2 separate regions of the Homo sapiens genome follow, and region 2 is linked to region 1. Evidence: read pairs that join two places in POLR2A ChIA-PET (ENCODE). Cell type or tissue: GM12878. All regions are shown on one strand. Each heading gives the region's core, and the rest is flanking DNA. Links, peaks and the distances in the headings are about the cores only. Region 1 overlaps P2RX1 (purinergic receptor P2X 1). Region 2 overlaps ZZEF1 (zinc finger ZZ-type and EF-hand domain containing 1).

Evidence for each region. ChIA-PET counts read pairs that join two places held together with the same protein. Peaks named below come from ENCODE experiments on the same cell type or tissue, not always from the same donor. Only the 100,000 strongest peaks of a DNase experiment are listed, where the experiment ranks them.
Region 2: POLR2A ChIA-PET joins it to region 1 with 5 read pairs; 4 of 35 experiments call an interaction of 5 or more read pairs at or near these places.

The regions. Positions count from the first base shown.
Region 1 is chr17:3,909,988-3,912,897 of GRCh38, forward strand. All of the region lies in intron 1 of P2RX1 (purinergic receptor P2X 1), which reads right to left. Among named protein-coding and RNA genes, the nearest start is that of P2RX1, 5.0 kb to the right of the region's middle. RefSeq lists enhancers at 1,237-1,286, 1,667-1,736. In GM12878, for the core only: no CTCF peak of the experiment used is centred there; a DNase peak (open chromatin) is centred at 1,494; H3K27ac peaks cover 1,704 bases.
Region 2 is chr17:4,027,367-4,030,276 of GRCh38, forward strand. The region is part of intron 42 of ZZEF1 (zinc finger ZZ-type and EF-hand domain containing 1); the gene reads right to left. Among named protein-coding and RNA genes, the nearest start is that of LINC01975, 52 kb to the left of the region's middle. In GM12878, for the core only: no CTCF peak of the experiment used is centred there; no DNase peak of the experiment used is centred there.

The DNA.
Region 1 (2,910 bases), core at 248-2,747:
TTTTTGAGACGGAGTCTCGCTCTGTCCCCCAGACTGGAGTGCAATGAGGCGATCTAGGCTCACTGCAACCTCTGCCTCCCGGATTCAAGCGATTTTCCTGCCTCAGCCTCCTGAGGAGCTGGGATTACAGGCGCACACCAACACGCCTGGCTAATTTTTGTATTTTTAGTATAGACGGGGCTTCACCATGTTGGCCAGGCTGGTCTTGAACTCCTGACCTCAGGTGATCCACCCACCTCTGCCTCCCAAAGTGCTGGGATTACAGGCATGAGCCACTGTGCCCGGCCTACGAAATCTATTTCGTGCCAAGCACTAACCACTATACAGACAGAAATTCAATTGGATCAACCTGAACTCTTCATCTCCCTTTAGAACTTGTTCCCCTGTGTCCTCGTCATGGAGAATGGTGCTGTCCTCACCCTATCACCCAGGCTCAACACCCAGGCAGCATCCTCACAGCCACCCTCCCCATCATGCCCCCACATTCATTGGATCCCCCAGTCCTTCTGGTCCTCCCTCGGCTTTCATCTAAGGACCCAGAAGGGCTGGTTTTGGGAAGGCTGAGACACTGGAGGAGCTGGGACAGGTGCGGGGGCAGCTCTGGCATGGGTTGGGAGGACCGGCCAGGTGGCTGGTGGGACACAGGGTATGGCCATGGGCCACAGGCAGGAGTTGACCAGATGGGGCGTGTGCTGTCAGGGAGCAGCAGCCTTGGGGAGGGGCATGAGCAGACTCCAGGCCTGGGAGGGAATGTGCTCAGAACTGGGGCCCACCCTGAGGCCCCCATGCAACCCGCAGACAAGTCGAGGGGCATCTGGGTTAAGTTCCTTGAGTGCAGGATCTTGGTTTGTTTTGTTCACTTCTGTATTTTTAGTGTCTAGAATAGTGCTTGGCACATAATAGGAACTCAACAAACACTGTGTGTTGAATGACTAACTGAATGTGGAATTGAATCTCAGGCCAACCATTTGTGTTTTTAATTATTTTATTTTTATTGTTCTTTATTTATTTTTGAGACAGGGTGTCACTCTGTCCTCCAGGCTGGAGTGCACTGGTGCAGTCGTGGCTCACTGCAGCCTCAACTTTCCAGGCTCAGGTGATCCTCCCACCTCAGCCTCCTGAGTAGCTGGGACTGACTACAGGCACGCGCCACCACACCTGGGTAATTTTTTTTTTTTTTTTTAGATACAGGGCCTCACTGTGTTGGCCAGGCTGGTCTTGGACCCCTGAGCTGAAGTGATCCGCTCACTTTGGCCTCCCAAAGTGCTGGGTTTACAGGCGTGCACCATGGCACCCGGTCTGTTTTTCTTTCTTTCTTTCTTTCTTTTTTTTTGAATACGTCACCAATCTCTAAAAACCAAGCGGTTTCTTTCATGCATAAATCTCACTTCCCACTTCTCTTGAGACGTCGGAAGCTCTGGCTGTGCCAGGTGTTACGTGCTGCGGCAACAATGGGCAGAAGCTGAGCAGGGGCCGCCCCAGGCGTGAGGCCTGCCGGGGTGACGACATCTGTCACCCGTGCTCACTGCCTCTGCCTTGGGTCCCGCCCCGTCCCCCCTTCCCATCCCTGCGGCCTCTTCACAGCTGTCCTGCCTCCGGTCCCCACGCCCACCCCTGCCTGCTCCAGGCCCTCCCCTGCTAGACATCCTGTCTTGGCTCCCTTCTGCCTGCAGAAGAAATCCGGGCGCCTCAGCCTGGTGTTCAAAGGCCTTCGCCATCGCCCCTGCTCTCCCTTTCACAGCCTCTCCCTTGGGCTCCTTTTATGGCCCCTTCAGCCTAGTCCCAGTGACACCTTCTCTATTCCTCTCCGGCCCCAAGACCTTGGTTCACACTGTGTCCCGACAGGAGAGCCTGGAAGGGTGGGCACGCAACCAGGCTCCTCCAATCAGGGCATTCCGTTTCCTTGACTGCAATGATTGATTGGTTCTGGGGTGGGCACGGGACCCGACCCCGGCCAATAAGAATTGAACCTGAGACTTTTGCTGGAGCTCTGGAGAAGGAGCCACTCTTGTGCCTCGGGAGTGGCTAAACTGGTGAGATGTTAGCTTGGAGCTGCTGGTGGCCGTTTCACCACTGTGAAGACAGAGAACTTGCCTGAGAATGAAGCCTCCACAGAGGAAAGAAGAGCCAGGAAAGGGAGATAGGTCATGGGCAGCTTCTTTTGAGAACCAAGACTGGACCCGCAGGAATTCCTCATCCCCTCTCCCCTCTAAACCTTACTCCTCCTGTGTCTTCATCCTGGAGGATCCAGCCGGGCCTGAAACCCACACTGATTTTTCAGTTACATAAACCACCGGATACCCCCACCTTTCCTTTTATTTATATATTCATTTATTTGTTTGTTTTTTTATTTTTTTTTTTGAGACGGAGTCTCACCCTGTTGCCCAGGCTGGAGTGCAGTGGTGCGATCTCGGCTCACTGCCATCTCCGCCCCCCAAGTTCAATCGATTCTCCTGCTTCAGCCTCCCGAGTAGCTGGGATTACAGGCGTGCGCCACCACACCCAGCTAATTTTTGTATTTTTAGTAGAGATGGGTTTTCACCATGTTGGCTAGGCTGGTCTCAAACTCCTGACCTCAAGTGATCCACCCGCCTTAGCCTCCCAGAGTGCTGGGATTACAGGCGTGAGCCAACGCACCCGGCCCACCCTTCCTTTTAAATCTGTTTGATTAGACTTTTCTCACAGGAACCAAAGGAGTCTGGCTAATTCACCCTCAGTTCCTCCCTCTCCCTCTCTCCATTCCATGTCCCACCTCTGTTCCCCGGCACAGCACCAGGCATGGAGAAGATGCTGCAGAAACGGTCCCTGGATGTGTTTCTCCCCCCAATAATTTCTATCCATCCTTCTCCCTGATTGGTGCACTCTGATCTCCACTTGGAGATCTCAGAACATGTGATTTCAAGAGGTCTG
Region 2 (2,910 bases), core at 125-2,624, 120 kb after region 1:
TCACTGCAACCTCCGCCTCCCTGGTTCAAGTGATTATCCTGCCTCAGCCTCCCTAGCAGTTGGGATTACAGGCGCACACCACCACGTGTGGCTAATTTTTGTATTTTTAGTAGAGACGGGGTTTCACCATGTTGGCCAGGCTAGTCTCAAACTCCTGACCTCAAGTGATCAGCCCGCCTCGGCCTCCCAAAGTGCTGGGATTACAGGCATGAGCCACTGTGCCCTGCCTTTTTTTTTTTTTTTTTTTTAAAGAGACAGGCTCCTGCTCTGTCACCTAGGCTACAGTGCAGTGGCATGATCATAGCTCACTGCAGCCTTGATCTCCTCGGCTCAAGTGATCCTCCTGCCTCTGCATCCACAGCAGCTGGGATTACAGGTGTGTGTCACCACACCTGGCTTTCTAAAAAATTATTTTTAGTAGAGATGGGGTCTAGCTATGCTGCCCAGGCTGGCCCCAAACTCCTGGCCTCATCATCATTTATTTATTTATTTTTGTAGAGATAGAATTTTGCTATGTTGCCCAGGTTGATCTCAAACTCCTATCCTCCAGTCATCTTCCCACCTCACTCAGCCTCTCAGAGTGCTGGGTTATTTTGTTTTTCTTAATGATTTCATTTTATTTCCACTATTGGCTCTTTATCTTTTTGGGTTTTGTTGTGGTTGCTCTAGGATTTACAGTAGTGTACCTTCAAATAATTTCTTAAATGTTGTTCTAGGGTTTACACTGAACGCCTTTAACTTATCATAGTCTACCTTCAGATAATAGTATACCATTTCACATATAGTGTCAGAACATTACAACATTTTCCACTCCATTCTTTGTGCTGTTACACATTTTACTTCTATATGACATAAATCTCACAATACATTACATTTTTTTGCTTCAAAAAGTGAGATACTGGCCAGGCATGGTGGTTCACACCTGTAATCCCAGCAATTTGGGAGGCCAAGGCAGGCGAATCACCTGACTCAGGAGTTCAAGACCAGCCTGGCCAACATGACAAAACCCTATCTCTACTAAAAATACAAAAATTAGCTGGATGTAGTGGCAGATGCCTGTAATCCCAGCTACTTGGGAGGCTGAGGCAGGAGAACTGCTTGAACCCTGGGAGGTGGAGGTTGCAGTGAGCCGAGATCACACCACTGCACTCCAGCCTGGGTGATGGAGTAAGACTCTGTCTCCAAAAAAAAAAAAAAAAATCCTAAATTCAACCATCTTGATAACTGCAATAAATGTAAATGGTCTAAACACATCAATTAAAAGACAGGGATTATCAGATTGGATTTTTTAAAAAAAGACAAGAAATCCACTTTAAATGTAAAGACACAGGTAGGTTAAAGTGAAAAGATGTGAAACCCATGGATATGAAGGGCCAAGAGTATTTTTGATTTGAGTTTGGCTGAGCCTCTGGATGCAAAACCCACAGATATGAACAGCCAACTATAAGGGACTAATCCACGAATTTTGCTATCTGTGGGGAGTCCTGGAACCAATCCTCTGAGGATACTAAAGGATGACTACTCTATGCAAATGCTATTTTTAAAAATGCAAGAGAGGCTGTACGAATATTAGATTTCAGAATGAGGAATATCATTAGGGATAAAAAAGGGACATTTCATAAGAAAAAGAGAAACATACAATTACAGTTAGAAACTTCTATAGTCCTCTCTCAGGAATTGTTAGAACAAGTAGATAAAACATCAGTAAGGGCACAGAAGACTTGAATAACATTATCCATTGACTTGACCTAATTAACATCTATAGGATACTCCACCAACAACATAGTGCACATGCATTCTCTTCAAGTGTACATGGAAACTCCATGAAAACAGACCTAATTTTGGACAATAAAACAAATTGTAATAATATTCATAATAGGACTGAACTAATTAAAAATATGCTCTATGACCACAAGGGAATTAAACCTGAAATCAACAACCAAATGATATCTGGAATATCCCCCAAATATTAAGAAACTAAACATCAAACTTTTAAATAATCCACAGAGCAAAGAAAAAAAAAATCACAAGATAAATTGGAAAATATATTGTGACCTAAATGAAAATGACAATATATCATAAAAAAAAATTGTGAGATGTTCCTACTGAATCCAAGGGACACCGAAAAAGAAAAAAAAAATAGTGGATGTGGCTAAAGTCATACTTAAAAGGAAATGCACAACATTAAAATTCTTCTATTGCCAAGGAAGAAAGGTCTCAAATCAGTGATGGCTCCTACCTTAAGAAACCTGTAATCCCAGCACTTTGGAAGGCTGAGGCGGGTGGATCACTGAGGTCAGGAGTTCGAGACCAGCCTGACCAACATGGTAAACCCTGTCTCTACTAAAAATACAAAAATTAGCCGGGCATAGTGGCATGTGCCTGTAATCTCAGCTACTCAGGAGGCTGAGGCAGGAGAATCACTTGAACCCAGGAGGTGGAGGTTGCATTGAGCTGAGATCATGCCAATGCACTCCAGCCTGGGCAACAAGAGCAAAACTCCATCTCAAAAAAAAAAAAAAAAAAAAAGACAGAAACCAGAAAAGCAGCCAGGTGTGGTAACTCATGCCTGTTATCCCAGCACTTTGGGAGGCTAAGGCAGGAGGATCACCTGAGCCCAGCAGTTTGAGATCAACCTGGGCAACATGCTGAGATCCTATTAAAAAAAAAAAAAAAGAAAAGAAAAGAAACCGGAAAAGCAGTAACAACACATTAAACACAAAGCCAGAAGAAATAAGGAAATTTATCTGGGCAGTAATCAAAGAAACAGCAAACAGAAATAAAAGAAAAATGAATGATACCAAAGTTGGTCCTTTGAAAAGATCAAATAACTTGACAGATCTCTGGCTAGACTATCTAGGAAACAAAAAGAGAAGACATAAATTGCCACAATCAGAAAATAAGAGAAGA